2 separate regions of the Homo sapiens genome follow, and region 2 is linked to region 1. The links are chromatin contacts, found by Hi-C or POLR2A ChIA-PET in ENCODE. All regions are on one chromosome and are shown on one strand. Each heading gives the region's core, a stretch centred on a gene start or an enhancer-like site at or near the end of the contact. The rest is flanking DNA. Distances are from core to core; before and after follow the strand shown.

Region 1 (7,454 bases), core at 4,486-6,985:
GGAAATTGCTTGAACCTGGGAGGCAGAGGTTGCAGTGAGCCAAGATCACACCACTGCACTCCAGCCTGGGTGACAGAGTGAGACTGCCTCAAAAAACAAACAAACAAAAAGTGAAATCATTAACAAAAAGCACAAAAATTTGGAAAACATGGCACTAAATAGACCACAAAAAGGGCACTTGTTGGCAGTATTGAGAACTGTAACAAGAAGGCATTGTTTCCTTGTTCTACCTTAACTGGGAATATATGCCTTTAGCATCTCATGTTTTTTGCTCTGAGTATGTGTATTTCTAGAATGACCATAAAAGCACTACAAGTATTCATTTTGGGGTTACAAATACATTTTAACAAGTAGGTGAATTCACAAATATGGAATCTGTGAGAATCAATTCTACAAGTTTTCTGAAAGACAAGATGGCAAGGCTCATGGAAGGGCTTAAAGATATTCATATCCTTTACTCCTGTAATTGTTATTCTAGAGATAATCAGTATTCATTATGGGTCACTTACGATGAGGATGTGGAAGATACAGAGAAGTACAAGGCATTTAACATCCAACTGGGTAATGGGCTAACAGGCATAAATTGAAGGAAAAGTGAAAGATGTAAACACTGAAACACTAGGAAAAACAAATTTTTTTTTTGGGAGGAAGTGTCACTCTGTTGCCCAAGCTGGAGTGCAGTAGCGCGATCTCAGCTCACTGCAACCTCCAACTCCCGGGTTCAAGCAATTCTCCTTCCTCAGACTCCCGAGTAGCTGGGACTACAGGCACGCACCACCATGCCTGGCTAATTTTTCCTAGTTTTAGTAGAGACGGGGTTTAACTATGTTGGCCAGGCTGGTCTTGAACTCCCGACCTCATGATCCGCCCTCCTCAGCCTCCCAAAGTGCTGGGATTACAGGCATGGGCTACCACGCCCGGCCCTAGGAAAAATATTTTAAGGAGAAGGCATCATACAGCAATATAGAAGGCTCTTTGCATTTGTGAAATGGCTTCTCTGTGGGCTAAAACAGGAAGATGGAAGCCCAGTAAGCACGTGCACCCATGGGCGCACGCATACACACATGCTCACACCAGGCTTGTCCTTCCACAGAGCTTTTTCCACTTCTCCCCCACTACTACCACCTGTGCCTTCAACTGGCTCATTGGCTAATAAGAGCCACAAGTAGGCGTGAAGGGCTAGTAGGCAATTTCATAGTGTAACCAGTTGGTAGAAAGTATACAGACAGTATTTTTGGGCCAGATCGTTTCTGGGATTGCTGATAGGAATAAGGTACACGACTTTAACTTTGTTTGGTAATATGCCACCCCTGTCCTCTCTGTCCTGGGGCCCAGGGAACAAAGAGACTTTCTGCTCTTGGTTAGGTGAGAGGTGCAGTGGTCTGCTCATGATTATTTGCAGTATTCATTTCCTAGCATTTGATACAGACTCTGTATGTACCAGAGAAGTTCTGCCGTCACAGCAGGGTGGAAACCCAGAGTTAACCAGGACAGGCTTTGTGGAGGCACTGAGCCCTGAGTGGGATGTCTTGGTCTAAATAGAGGAAAATGGTGGCTCAGTGGCCGCTCTTGATTTTATTATTAGAACATGTGATGAAAAGCTTTTTGTTTTTCTGCTTTTAAGCTCATTCTTGATAAGGTGAGGACAAACCAAACATTTTCCTAGGGTGAGCCAAGTCTGAATCTGCTGTGTAATCTCAGTCATGCTGCTTATTTCACAGGACTCTGTGTGGGGGATGAACCACAGTACACTCCATTCAGTATTTCAGACCAATCAAAGCAACAACCAACAATCCAATTTTGAGGCTGTGCAGAGTGGCAAGAAGAAGAAAAAGCAGAAGATGGTCCGAGCAGATCCCAGTTTATTAGGTGAGCACGGTCCTAGTCTCAGCTGAGTGTTGGAGGAGTGCAGGTGATACCAGTTATCCTGTGTGAGTTTCCATTGAGCATTGTTTTTCAAGAAGGGAAATATTTCTTTTTATCAATAACTAATGTTTTAACTGGTTCAAAATAAGTAGCCAGTATTTACTGGGCGTCTCAGTGCAGGACCTGTGCCTCATGTAATAACAACTTATATTGTATGGTGCTTTAAAGTATTGTTTGGTGCTTTAAAGTATTGTTTGATATTTAATATGAATTTCCCTGGAGGATCCTGAGTAATTTAGTTGGAAAATGATGCTAATAATGAACGATACTAAAAGTATGTTAAAAACTTAAATGCTTATTTGTATTGAAAGCAGACCATTAATCCGATCAGGTGTTCCAAGAAGAGAACCAGTATATGTTCATAATCACTCTATGTATCATATAATTCTCAGAATTACTTTGCATTATGAGGTGACATACCAGTTTCACCAATAATGAGTAGACCAAGGCACAGAGATTGAGAACATTTCCCAGTGTTACATAGCTTTCTGCTATGGGATGCTGGGATTTCAAGGCAGGCCTGTTTTCTTTCCACCCTTCTGTGTTACCCACGGCTATTTTTATCTAGCATTATGGACCATGCAAGGCAGGCTGGGCACGGTGGCTCACTTTGGGAAGCTGAGGTAGGTGGGTCACTTGAGGCCAGGAGTTTGAGACCAGCTGGGGTAACGTAGCGAGACCATATCTCTAAAAAAAATTTTAAAAACAGGCATGGTGGTGCCCACCTATAGTCCCAGCTACTTGGGAGAATGAGGCAGGGGGATTCCTTGACCAGGAGTTGAAGGCTGCAGTGAGCTGTGATCATGCCACTGCACTCTAGCTTCTCTGAAAAGGTGACATCTGAATTTGGGCTTTGAAAGAATGGCAGAAAGGATGGGGAATATTGTTTCAGGAATAACAAACAGTATAGGCTGCCCATGTTTTTTGCAACAGTGATGAAACTAACATTTTTTTTTTCTTTTTCTTTTTCTTTGAGATGGAGTCTCACTCTTGCTCAGGCTGGAGTGCAGTGGCGTGATCTCAGCTCACTGCAACCTCTGCCTCCCGGGTTCAAGCGATTCTCTTGCCTCAGCCTCCTGAGTAGCTGAGACTACAGGCACATGCCGCCACACCTGGCTAATTTTTGTATTTTTAGTAGAGAGGGGTTTTTGCCATGTTGGCCAGGCTGGTCTTGAACTCCTGACTTCAGGTGATCTTCTTGCCTTGGCCTCCCAAAGTGCTGGGATTACAGGTGTGAACCGCCACGCCCGGCCCTAAAATTATTTTCTATTTGTGAATGTAAAATTAGTGGCTATAAAACCATGTTGTCTGCAATAGAATACATTCGCAAGGATGGAAGTTCCGGTTGTTGTCCTGTCAGGAGGGCAGAACAGTGAGGAGGCTGCAGTATAGACTAGGTAAAAGATACCAGTGACTTGGAATAGGGTTTTGGTAGTGGGGATGAAAAGGAGTTAGATGGATTTCAGAAATGTAGGGGATAGAATTAACTGGACAAGAAGAGTGGAAAGGTCTCAGGCTTGGGGACCAGGATGGATGGATGGTGTTGCCATTTGCTGTGAAATGATAAGCAGTGGAACATGGCACAGGCTGAGGGGAATTGAGTGTTGACTGGGTTGAGTTTGAAATGTCTGTGGGACATCATGAAGAGCGTGAGACCCCGCACAGTGAGAGGCAGGTGGTAACCTTACTGTACCCTTGGTAGGATTCTCTCTTTCCCTCAGAGCCTTCCAGCCCTGGTGAAAACAACATGACAGTAAAACCTAACTTTTAGGACTGTCCTTTAGAATTGGTGCCTGAAGCCAGACGCGGTGACTCACGCCTGTAATCCCAGATCTTTGGGAGGCTGAGGCGGGTGGATCGCTTGAGGTCAGGAGTTGGAGACCAGCCTGGCCAACATGGTGAAACCTCGTCTCTAGTAAAAATACAAAATTAGCTGGGCGTGGTGGTGGGTGCCTATAATCCCAGCTACTCGGGAAGCTGAGGCAGGAGAATCACTTGAGCAGCCTAGGAGGCGGAGGTTGCAGTGAGCTGAGATCACGCCACTGCACTCCAGCCTGTGCGACAGAGTGAGACTCCGTCTCAAAAAAATAATAATTTAAAATAATAATGTTTAAAATATTATTTAAAAATAATAATAACAAAGAATTGGTGCCTGAAAGCTGGGTTTGGGAACTTGTAGATCTGGTGCAATTCTGTTTTCCTCTGCTTGTCTCAAAAGTTGATAAGGATGGATGGAGCAGCCTGAAATTTTTTCCAATTTGGATGAAATTGGTGAATAGATTTTAAAACATTCCTTAAATTCTAACTGTGGGTTCTAGCTAAGAAGCTTTGGGACTTGAGGATAGGCTGTTAGGGAAAAGGTTGCTCTGAAAATGAGGTCAGACCGTTTGGACTTAAATATTCCCTTGGATCTCATCTTCTATTTATAGATCTAAGAAAGGAAGGGACTTTAAAAACCTCACTATAAGGGTGTGGGAGATAGGTCATCCTAGGAGTAGAGTTTAAGGAATCCATATACCTTGAAGGGGAAGAAAAACAAACGTTGAACAAAGTATTGAGGATACTCACTGAGGTTATGAAAATTACTGCTCACCTAAACCTCACTCTGGAAATTCCTCTCATAATTGCTCATTTTTGTCCTATACTTATTTCATTTTCATTTATTACTTTTTAATTTACATATTTCATATAATTTGTATACTGAGAAAAAATTAATAACTATCCATTAGCTACACATTCCCCATGCATAAAATGGGAAAATGGGAAGTCTTCGTTGAAAAAGCAGTCACTGATGGAAAGAGAATTTTGCTTCTAAAACAAACCAGCAGAGGGGGCCACAGCCTCATTTTAATTATCAATATTCTCCAGTATCTCCTATCTTCAGTAGGCTTCCTCCACCTCCCGGGTTCAAGTGATTTCCCCTGCCTCAGCCTCCCGAGTGCTGGGACTACAGGTGCGTGCCACCACGCCAGCTACTTTTTGTATTTTAGTAGAGATGGGGTTTCACCATGTTGGCCCGGATGGTCTTGATCTCCTGACCTCGTGATCTGCCCGCCTTGGCCTGCCAAAGTGCTGGGATTATAAGGGTGAGCCACCGTGCCCGGCTGGCTTCCTCTTTTTTTAGAGCTCTTCAGGTGGTCATTGTGAATCAGCAACCTGCACTCAGATGTGATAAACACACAATACAGTTTCTCCCCAGACTTTCCTTGTAAGAACAACCTCACAAATCTTAAAGAACTCATGTGAGTGAGACTATGCTCTGAACCTCACAGAATGTCATCTTTAGAGCCAGGCATAGTGGATTGAATCCGTGTTTGTGTTGCCTTGGGTTTCACAGTACCCAGAACTTTCCCTTACATCAAATGGCTGAATTTGATAAAGAATGGCATTCAGCCAAAGGATGAATGCATACCTTGCTGGTTTTTTAAATGACAGTTAAATGAGAATATGTCTGTTTGCTAAAAGCCTAGACTGATAATTAACATATTAATCAACTTTTTTTGGCCACAGACTTTTCCCTTCCTGTCTTTGCATGAGTAAAATTAATTTAGCTTTTAAATTACACTTCCACTTCTTTTGCATATAGTTCATTATTGCCTTTTATCACATTTTATCTGTTCTTAAGATACACGTGAAGTCAATGAAAAATCTGCCTCAGAATAAAGTAGTATTTTATTTCATAGACTGGCCTTTAGGTTCTTGTACTTGCCTAATTAACTGTTACTTTAAAAACATAAACATTAGGGTCAGGCACGGTGACTCATGACTGTAATCCCAGCACTTTGGGAGGCCAGCGTGGGCGGATTGCTTGAATCCAGGAGTTGGGGACCAGCCTGGGCTACATGCCAAAACCTTGTCTCTACAAAAATTACAAGAATTACTTGGGTGTGGTGGCACCCGCTTATAGTCCCAGCTACTGGGGAGGCTGAGGTGGGAGGATCGCTTCAGCCTGGGAGGTGGAAGTTGCAGTGAGCCAAGATCACACCACTGCACTCCAGCCTGGGCGACAGAGTGAGACCTTGTCTTTAAAAATACATATATATGTATATATATATAAACACTAAGGCTGTCACTATTTTCAAGGGGGAAGAAAAAGACTTGTGGGTTATTGGAACACAGTTGATGGGGTCAAACTCAGGATGGGGTTTGGAATCCTAGCCTCTCCCTATATTTGGTCTTGTAAGCAGTTGGTACCACAGCTTTTTTGGTTAATAAATAGGCATGTTTATTTTTTTGAATCATGATATTTTTGAGTCAGTTAATTAAGGTATTTTATGTAAGGCATTTTTGTTTATTACTGTTACATTTCAAATGTGTATTTATTTGAAAACTTGAACATGAAAAAACAAGAGGCTGCAGAAAACCCAGCTAATATTAACAGAACTGCTTTTAGAATAAGGACATTGCCTGTTTACTTTTTGGTATTCAAATAACTAAAACAGTTTGGGATTTTATTCAAGGTAGAAGAACTGGAACATTTTTGGGGAGTCACTCAGTTTAAAGAGGCATTGTTCATCATTTTTATCAACCTCCAATTATAGAAGTTTTGGAAAAATTACATACATGTGACCATTGGGCATTCGGCATTAGGTTTTCTTTTTTTCTTTTTCTTTCTTTTTTTTTTTTTTTTTTTTTTTTGAGACAAGGTCTCACTCTGTTGCCCAGGCTGGAGTGCAGTGATGTTATCTCAGCTCACTAAAATCTCTGCCTCCTGGGTTCAAGCAATTCTTGTGCCTCAGCTTCCCGAGTAGCTGGGATTACAGGCGTGCAGCGCCACGCCCAGCTAATGTTTTGTATTTTGAGTAGCGACAGGTTTTTGCCATGTTGGCCAGTCTGGTCTCTAACTCCTGGCCTCAAGTAATCCACCCACCTCGGCCTCCAGTGTGCCCAGCCAGCATTAGGTTTTCAGCTGTCAGTTGTGTTTGTGAGTACTGCTTATTGCCTTCAATGGGTATGCTAGTACTGCTTTTTCTAAGCCAAATTCCCTTTTGGTTAATCAAACATTGCTAACTGAAATCTTTTCCTTTGCAGATATATTTACAGTAGATCGAGTTAGAGTACTTTAATCTTCTTGCTCTGTCTACTGTGGGAAAGAGAATATGCGAGGACTCTAAGGATCTTAATAGTGTGTCTTCCATGGAGCCTCTTACCCTGAGTATCAAAAGCTCTGGGCCAGAACTTTCATAAAGTTTTTGACTGGTGGGAAGAAGTATTCCCATTAAAGTGGGTTGAGGTTTAAAGGGGTATTAATCCCACTCAGATTTCAAAGTTATGTGGTCAAGTAGTTACAAAGAACTTAGTGTATACAACCCTCCATGGTAACCCCCCTGCCCACCCCCATCTCTTTTAAGGTAGACCTCCTGCATGAACTTTCCTCCAGGGCCAGCCCAGCCTGTCCTTGATACACACTCACATCCCATTCTTTTCTCTGATTCTCTGAAGCAGTGGTTTGCAGGGGGTTTTTTTGTTTTGTTTTTTTTTTGAGACAGAGTCTCGCTCTGTCACCCAGGCTGGAGTGCAGTGGCGCG
Region 2 (7,054 bases), core at 2,874-5,373, 270 kb after region 1:
GCCTGGCAAGAAGGTAAAGGGTGAGGTAGGGGTGGGGCTGGCTGCTCAGGGACCACCTGGAACTACCGGCTAGAGCCACAGGGCTTACAGGAAGGGGATCTGCCCCAGGGCATTTGAATAGCCAGCACAATTACCCCCAAGGTCCTCTGCTATCAGCAACAGATACAAACCAGATAGATCATTTACTGAGTTTTGACAAAAACAACTATAACAAATGAAAAAAATAAAATAAAAATAAAAGCAAAACAATTGCTGGAATTGATTTTTTCCTGTGTTTTTTTTAAAAAAAGTTCTTCGTGCAGGAAAAAATAAAAGTAACTTCCCCACCAAACACACTCACAAATTCTAGAAAAACACATTCTAAACTGGAAAATAGGTATCTTGGGGTTGTGGGATTACAGGTGATTTCTTTCTTTCTTTCTTTCTTTCTTTTTTTTTTTTCTTTTTTTTTTTTTTTGAGACAGGGTCTCACTCTGTCGCCCAGGCTGGAGTGCAGTGGTGTGATCTTGGTTCACTGCAACCTCCGCCTCCCAGGTTCAAGCAATTCTCTTGCCTCGCCCTCCCAAGTAGCTGAAATTACAGGTGCGCACCACCACGCTTGGCTAATTTTTGTGTTTTTAGTAGAGACTGGGTTTGAGTTTCATCATGTTGGCCAGACTGGTCTCGAACTCCTGACTTCAAGTGATGTGCCCACCTCAGCCTCCCAAAGTGCTGGGATTACCGGCACAAGCCACTGCACCCAGACAAATTTCTTATTTAAAAAAATCCATATTTCTAATTTTGCCATAATATAAATGTACTATTTGTATAAAAATACTTTTATTTTATTTTATTTTATTTTATTTTATTTCGAGACTGAGTTGCCCAGGCTGGAGTGCAGCGGCGCAATCTCGGCTCACTGCAACCTCTGCCTCCCAGGTTCAAGTGATTCTCCTGTCTCAGCCTCCTGAGTAGCTGGGATTACAGGCACCTGCCACCACGCCCGGCTAATTTTTGTATTCTTTTTTTTTGTTAGCAGAGATGGGGTTTCATCGTGTTGGCCAGGCTGGTCTCAAACTCCTGACCTCAGGTGATCCACCTGCCTCAGCCTCCCAAAGTGCTGGGATTACAGGTGTGAGCCACCGTGCCTGGCCCAAAAACACTTTTAAAAATAAAAGTTTTTTAAAAACGGAAAGAAAAACAGATCTTAGGAACGATCCTCTGTGTGCCTTTTGCAGAAGGGCCCTTGGCAGCTGCTGGTTGCAGGATGTGAGGTGTGGGCATGAGGGTCACACACCCTGCGTAGGAGCCCAAGGCTTTTCCTGGATCGCAGTCACTCCCTCCGCCTCGCTGGTCTCTGCTGCAGTTGGCCTTTGTGGTTGGCTGACATTCTAGTTGGTTAACATGTGCGTTTGTTTGGATGTTCTGTCCTCAGGCATCCGAAGGCGTCTCCATGAGGTTCTTCACCAAGCTGGACCAGCTCATCGAGTTTTACAAGAAGGAAAACATGGGGCTGGTGACCCATCTGCAATACCCTGTGCCGCTGGAGGAAGAGGACACAGGCGACGACCCTGAGGAGGACACAGGTAGGGAGGGAGGGACAGGACGGCAGGAGGTACTTTTGGGAACTTGCCCTGCACCCACCTTGAGTGCTTGTAGACTAGGTGAGTCCTATTATCAGAGGGAGATTGTTGGCGTGGGGGTTAAGGACAAGTTAGGAACACAGGCTCTCTGGTCAGGCAGACATGGGTTAAAATTCCTCCTCCCCAGCTTATTAGCCAGGTGACCTTGGGGAAATTACCTGACCTCTCTGAATCACAGACTTCTCTTTAAAGAGACAGTAAAATAAGGCTGGGCTTGCTGGCTCACGCCTGTAACCCCAGAACTTTGGGAGGCCGAGGTGGGAGGATCGCTTGAGGCCAGGAGTTTGAGACCCTTCTGGGCAACATAGGCAATCCTGTGTCTACAAAAAGCTTTTTAAAAAATTTATTCAGGCATGGTGGCTCAGGCCTGTAGTCCTAGCTACTCGGGAGGCCGAGGCAGGAGGATCCCTTGAGTCCAGGAGTTCAAGGTTGCAGTGAGCCATGATTGCACCACTGCACTCTAGCCTGGGTGACAGAAAGAGACCTTGTCTAAGAAAAAAAAAGAGAGAGAGAGAAAGAGACAGTAAAGACTGAACTTCCTCTGCTTCACTTGACTAGCCTTTAAAAAGACAGAGAGAGAGAATAACGATAGTACCTGCCTCTCATGGTATCTCAAGGATCAAATGAGTTGAGAAATGTAGCACCCAGAGCCTGGTACATATTCATAGTAAGCACTCCATAAATGCAGCTACGGTCATTAGCATGATTACAATCTGCTGAATTTCACTGAGAGGAGAGTGAAGGAGGAGACCCTTGCACCTAACTGGAAGGATGAGGAAGGTGTTTCTTTATGTCATCATTAAAAGGGGGAGGGGGAAATACAACCCCTAAAAATATGTTGAAAAAAATGTACAGTCCCAGCCAGGTGCAGTGGCTCACGCCTGTAATCCCAACACTTTGGGAAACAGAGGCGGGCAGATCACGAGGTCAGGAGATCGAGACCATCCTGGCCAACATGGCGAAACCTTATCTCTACTAAAAATACAAAAATTAGCCAGGTGTGGTGGTACGCGCCTGTAGTTCCAGCTACTTGGGAGGCTGAGGCAGAAGAATCGCTTGAACCCAGGAGGTGGAGGTTGCAGTGAGCCAAGATCGCACCACTGAACTCCAGCCTGGCAACAGAGGGAGACTCCGTCTCAAAAAAAAAAAAAAAAATTATACAGTCCCTAAAAAGTGTGTGAGACTAAGGGTGCCCTTTACAGCATAGGGACAAAGACCAATAGAGCAACAGTCAGATGGAGAAAGTCTTGCAGAGAAGGAGCTTACCTGGGGATGCCCCACTTTTCCCCTCAAGGATTTACTGAGAATATACCTAAGGGAATAGAAATCATTTTGTTACAAAGACACATATGTGTATGTTCATTGCAGCACTATTTGCAATAGCAAAGACATGGAATCAGCCTAAATGCCCATCAGTGATGACTGGATAAAGAAAATGTTGTATATATACACCATGGAATACTATGCAGCCAGTAAAAAGAACGAGATCATGTCCTTTGCAGGAACATGGATGGAGCTGGAGGTCATTATCCTTAGCAAACTAACACAAGAACAGAAAACCAAATACCACGTGTTCTCACTTAAGTGGGAGATAAATGATGAAAACACATGGACACAAAGAGGGGAACAGCACACACTGGAGCCTACCTGAGGGGGTGGGAGGAGGGACAGGATCAGAAATAACTATTGGGTACTAGGCTTAATACCAGGATGATGAAATAATCTGTACAACAAACCCCATGACATAAGTTTACTTATGTAACAAACCTGCACAGGTACCCCTGAACTTAAAATACAAGTTTTTTTTTTTTTTTAAAGGCTTATTTCCTAAAAGAAAACCATGAGATACCTAACCGGGCCCCTCAGTTGGCCAGGGCTCTTCCTGAATTCCAGCAGGTGGAGACTACCAGGTCCCCCAGGCTCTCCCCGAAGAGAGGAGAGATTTGTCCACAGACGCTGAGACCCTTGCCTGGCTCCTGCCTGTTCTGGGGGCTTGCTGCAGGCATCCTTTTTCTCCCTCACCTGTGGGCTGGCTTGTGGGCCACCAGGGCCCCCTGCTCCCTCCCACCCTCATGGAAACACACTTTTCATGGTTGTGCAGCTGTTCGTTTCCAAAAGGACCGCAGCTCCATGGAGGCTGAAAGGGTCCCAGGCAGGCCCTGTCCCTTTTGGCCTCCCTGGTCTGAGTGAGCACTGCCCTCTGGAATCAGGAAGGTCAGGCTGTGGAAGAACTAGGGCTGACCTGTCCCATTGTGAGCCCAAGGTCACTCACCAGCACCGCGCCCTGGCTGCACCTGAACAGCTGCCCCCAGGCGCCCAGGGCCATGCTGAGAAGCTGTTCTGCAGAAACGCCCTCCACACTAAACACCCTCACTCCCCTCGGGCTGCCCATCCCAGCTAGTTGGGCCCCTCTGGGCATGGCTGTCTGGAGGAAGATCCCGACAAGTTTCTGTGAGGGCTGAAAAAAGAACCTCAGTCTCATGACTGCTGGCTTCACTTCCGCAAACGAGGTCGCCCAGTTGTCGGCTCGAACCAGAGCAATGCGACATGAGGCCCGCGCAGTCCAAGAGGTCTGTTTGGGCCCAGGGCCTCTTGAGGCACCGCCAGACCGTGGAGCTCGAAGCAGACTCCTAGTTGTCTTCAGAACCCCAGACAGAGGAAGTGAAGGGCCTGTTCTCTAAAGAGGAGGTCCCCCGGGGCCCACTGTGGTTGGGCCAGAGGCAGCCGCTCTGTGTGGGAAGAGGCTCAGACAGAGCTCTGGACCCTCCATTCGTGTACGTACAGAATGAACCTTCTCCTAAAGGCGATGGGTGGGCTCCCACCTCCCAGGCCAAGTTCAAGTCATTTGTTGAATGTCTCTGAGTGAAGGGAACCCCCTCGCTTTCTTTTATGTGTTTCTGAGAGTCTGGGGGAGGAGAGAAGGAAGGACAGAGGCTGGAGAGAGGGGACCAGGGAGAGAGGGAGAGGGGCAGTGTGGCTAGGCCTGCCTGTCTCCTTACCCCTGGTCCCCTTCCATGGTTTTGGCCTATTCTGGGAACTGGGCCTCTGCCTAGCCCAGGGCTCAGCCATCATGAGACAGGTGTCTCAGCCCCTGAAAGTCTGAGAGCCAGACTCATCCTGCTCACCTGCCTGCTGCTGTGGGCTTAGTCCATCCAAGGTCAGCAGCCCTGCAGGCCTTCCAGACCCTCCATGGAGCAAGGCCTTTTGGCCCTGGCAGGTGTTTGCTGATGGCCACAGTGGGGCAGACACTGCACTAGCCAGGGCCCTGTGGCAGGAGGCTCTCCCTCCAGGAGGGAGTCAGCGAGGGACACGGGGACGCAGATGGAGATCAATAACGTGGGTGTCGTGGCCTGGACCCCATGGGGCTGCGGTGAAGGCCGGGTTGTGCGCACAGTGTCCTCACCAATGGCCTTCCTGCTGTTCTCTCCAGTAGAAAGTGTCGTGTCTCCACCCGAGCTGCCCCCAAGAAACATCCCGCTGACTGCCAGCTCCTGTGAGGCCAAGGAGGTTCCTTTTTCAAACGAGAATCCCCGAGCGACCGAGACCAGCCGGCCGAGCCTCTCCGAGACATTGTTCCAGCGACTGCAAAGCATGGACACCAGTGGGTGAGTCCCCACTCAAGTCCAGCTGGGCCTTCATCTGCAGTGAGCCCAGCCAGGGCAGGGCTGGATGGCTTGGGTTTCGATCCTAGTTATGGGCCTGGTGACCAGAGGGAGATGGGGAGGTCTCCAGAGAAGAGTGCTTGTCATCTTGCACCCCAGAGGCCTTTGCACCATTGGCTTCAAGAAGGCCAGGGGCATGGGCCTTAACAGGAAAAGTGCTCCACGGGGGTGGGGGAGCACTCCGTCTCCAGGCACGGCCCGGCATAGTGTGGGCACTCACTGGATATGTGCTACATTAATTAATAAGTTAGTACCTGGTAATCTCCATGCCTTAGTAAATATAACTTTTTGTTTCTTTGTGAGAAACGCTCCATTGCCCCCCAAAGAAATCCTAATGACAGGGCTGAAGCCGCATTTCCAACTTGAAGGATCCATCTGAGGCTGCCAGGGCTGCCCTCCTCCTACTCTCTCACTTGGCAAAATATGAAGTAGATGCCGATGGGACACATACGCCACCGGGTTGCTATGATACTTGGCGTGTTCCTATTTCCACCTGGACATACCCATTGGTTCTTCCCTGGGCTCTCCAGCCTGAATTCTGTGCACGCTCCTTGATTTATTTGTGCTATTTATCAAATAGCCGAATATCCAGTGTTGCTACTATGTTGATTGTCTCTATATATGTGTCTAAATAACAGATGCTTTGAAAGTATTCCACATAGGCCAGACGCGGTGGCTCATTCCTGTAATCTCAGCACTTTGGGAGGCCCAGGCGGGCAGATCACCTGAATCCAGGAGCTCAAGACCAGACTAACCAACATGGCAAAACCCCTTCTCCACTAAAAATACAAAAATTAGCTGGGCATGGTGGCGGGCGCCTATAATCCCAGCTATTCGGGAGGCTGAGGGAGGAGAATAGCTTGAACCTGGGAAGCAGAGGTTGCAGTGAACCAAAATTGCGCCACTGCACTCCAGCCTGGGCAACAAGAGAAAAACTGCGTCTAAAAAAAAAAAAAATTCCACATCGAGCCCATTGTTTAGTTCCCCAGGGTTTCCATTTCTTCCCAGGTTTGGATGCTGAGTGCAGTAAACTGGATGGGGAAGAGTCGGGGAGGCCCCATGGTTCCACCTGCTGACCTCTCCTACTAAGGCTCGTACACCTCCCGCCAACTCCATCTCCTCCTCATCAGCCCCTCCATCCTGGTTATGGGGTTCTGCCTCAGTGGGACCAGCAGGGGCGTGAAGCCGAGCTTCCAGGCAGCTTTCCAGGAGGGGTTAGGGTCGGGGCATGGGCTGAGGGTTCATGGGCAGAGAGCCCTGCTTTTTCTATCTTTGCTTATCATGTCAGTGGAACCTTCCTAAAACTTCTGTTCGGAGATGGGAATGAGTGAAGGGGGCATGTGCAGAGACCAAGGAAAGCGGCGACACAGAGCCGCCCTCCATTCTCAGGGTCAAGGAAAACTGGGAATCCACATTGTGTTTTAAAATCAGTCTATTTCGCTTGTCAAGCTGCTTTGCACATAGAGGACTGCCTTTTGATTATTTTTCTTTAAATGACAACTTGCACAGTCTTTCCTGCAAGTTAATCAGATCTCATCAGTTAGGTCTTAGTAGGTTAATTATCACATTTCTAAGTAAAATTAGCCTTCTCAAATAAACATAGTTTACATCTTTATGTCAACACTTTTCTACAACAAACTTTTATTTTTGAGACGGAGTTTTGCTCTTGTTGCCCAGGCTGGAGTGCAAAGGCACGATCTCAGCTCACTGCAACCTCCCCCTCCCGGGTTCAAGTGATTCTCCTGCTTCAGCCTCCCAAGTAGCTGGGAT

The links. Hi-C counts contacts between places; a loop is a spot of excess contacts on that map. ChIA-PET counts read pairs that join two places held with the same protein, here RNA polymerase II (POLR2A). Pooled maps may share reads with other maps.
Region 2: a pooled map shows a loop between it and region 1 (3-fold over the local background). The contact joins two enhancer-like sites. A Hi-C loop is called at or near these places in 2 of 168 maps with a recorded cell type or tissue (endothelial cell of umbilical vein and mammary epithelial cell) and 4 of 50 pooled maps. POLR2A ChIA-PET finds 5 or more read pairs at or near these places in 1 of 52 experiments (activated CD4-positive, alpha-beta T cell).

Annotation. Positions count from the first base shown.
Region 1 is chr2:232,848,541-232,855,994 of GRCh38, forward strand. It overlaps GIGYF2 (GRB10 interacting GYF protein 2), which reads left to right. Exons shown (of 29, transcript NM_001103146.3): 28 at 1,722-1,869. Among named protein-coding and RNA genes, the nearest start is that of SNORC, 18 kb to the right of the region's middle. Within about 2 kb of position 5,736, at least 5 of the 41 ENCODE cell types and tissues checked have a DNase peak (open chromatin) inside an H3K27ac peak, as active enhancers do.
Region 2 is chr2:233,120,693-233,127,746 of GRCh38, forward strand. It overlaps INPP5D (inositol polyphosphate-5-phosphatase D), which reads left to right. Exons shown (of 27, transcript NM_001017915.3): 3 at 1,415-1,565; 4 at 5,053-5,227. Among named protein-coding and RNA genes, the nearest start is that of INPP5D, 64 kb to the left of the region's middle. RefSeq lists enhancers at 1,849-2,349, 3,486-4,033, 4,034-4,580. Within about 2 kb of position 4,124, at least 6 of the 41 ENCODE cell types and tissues checked have a DNase peak (open chromatin) inside an H3K27ac peak, as active enhancers do.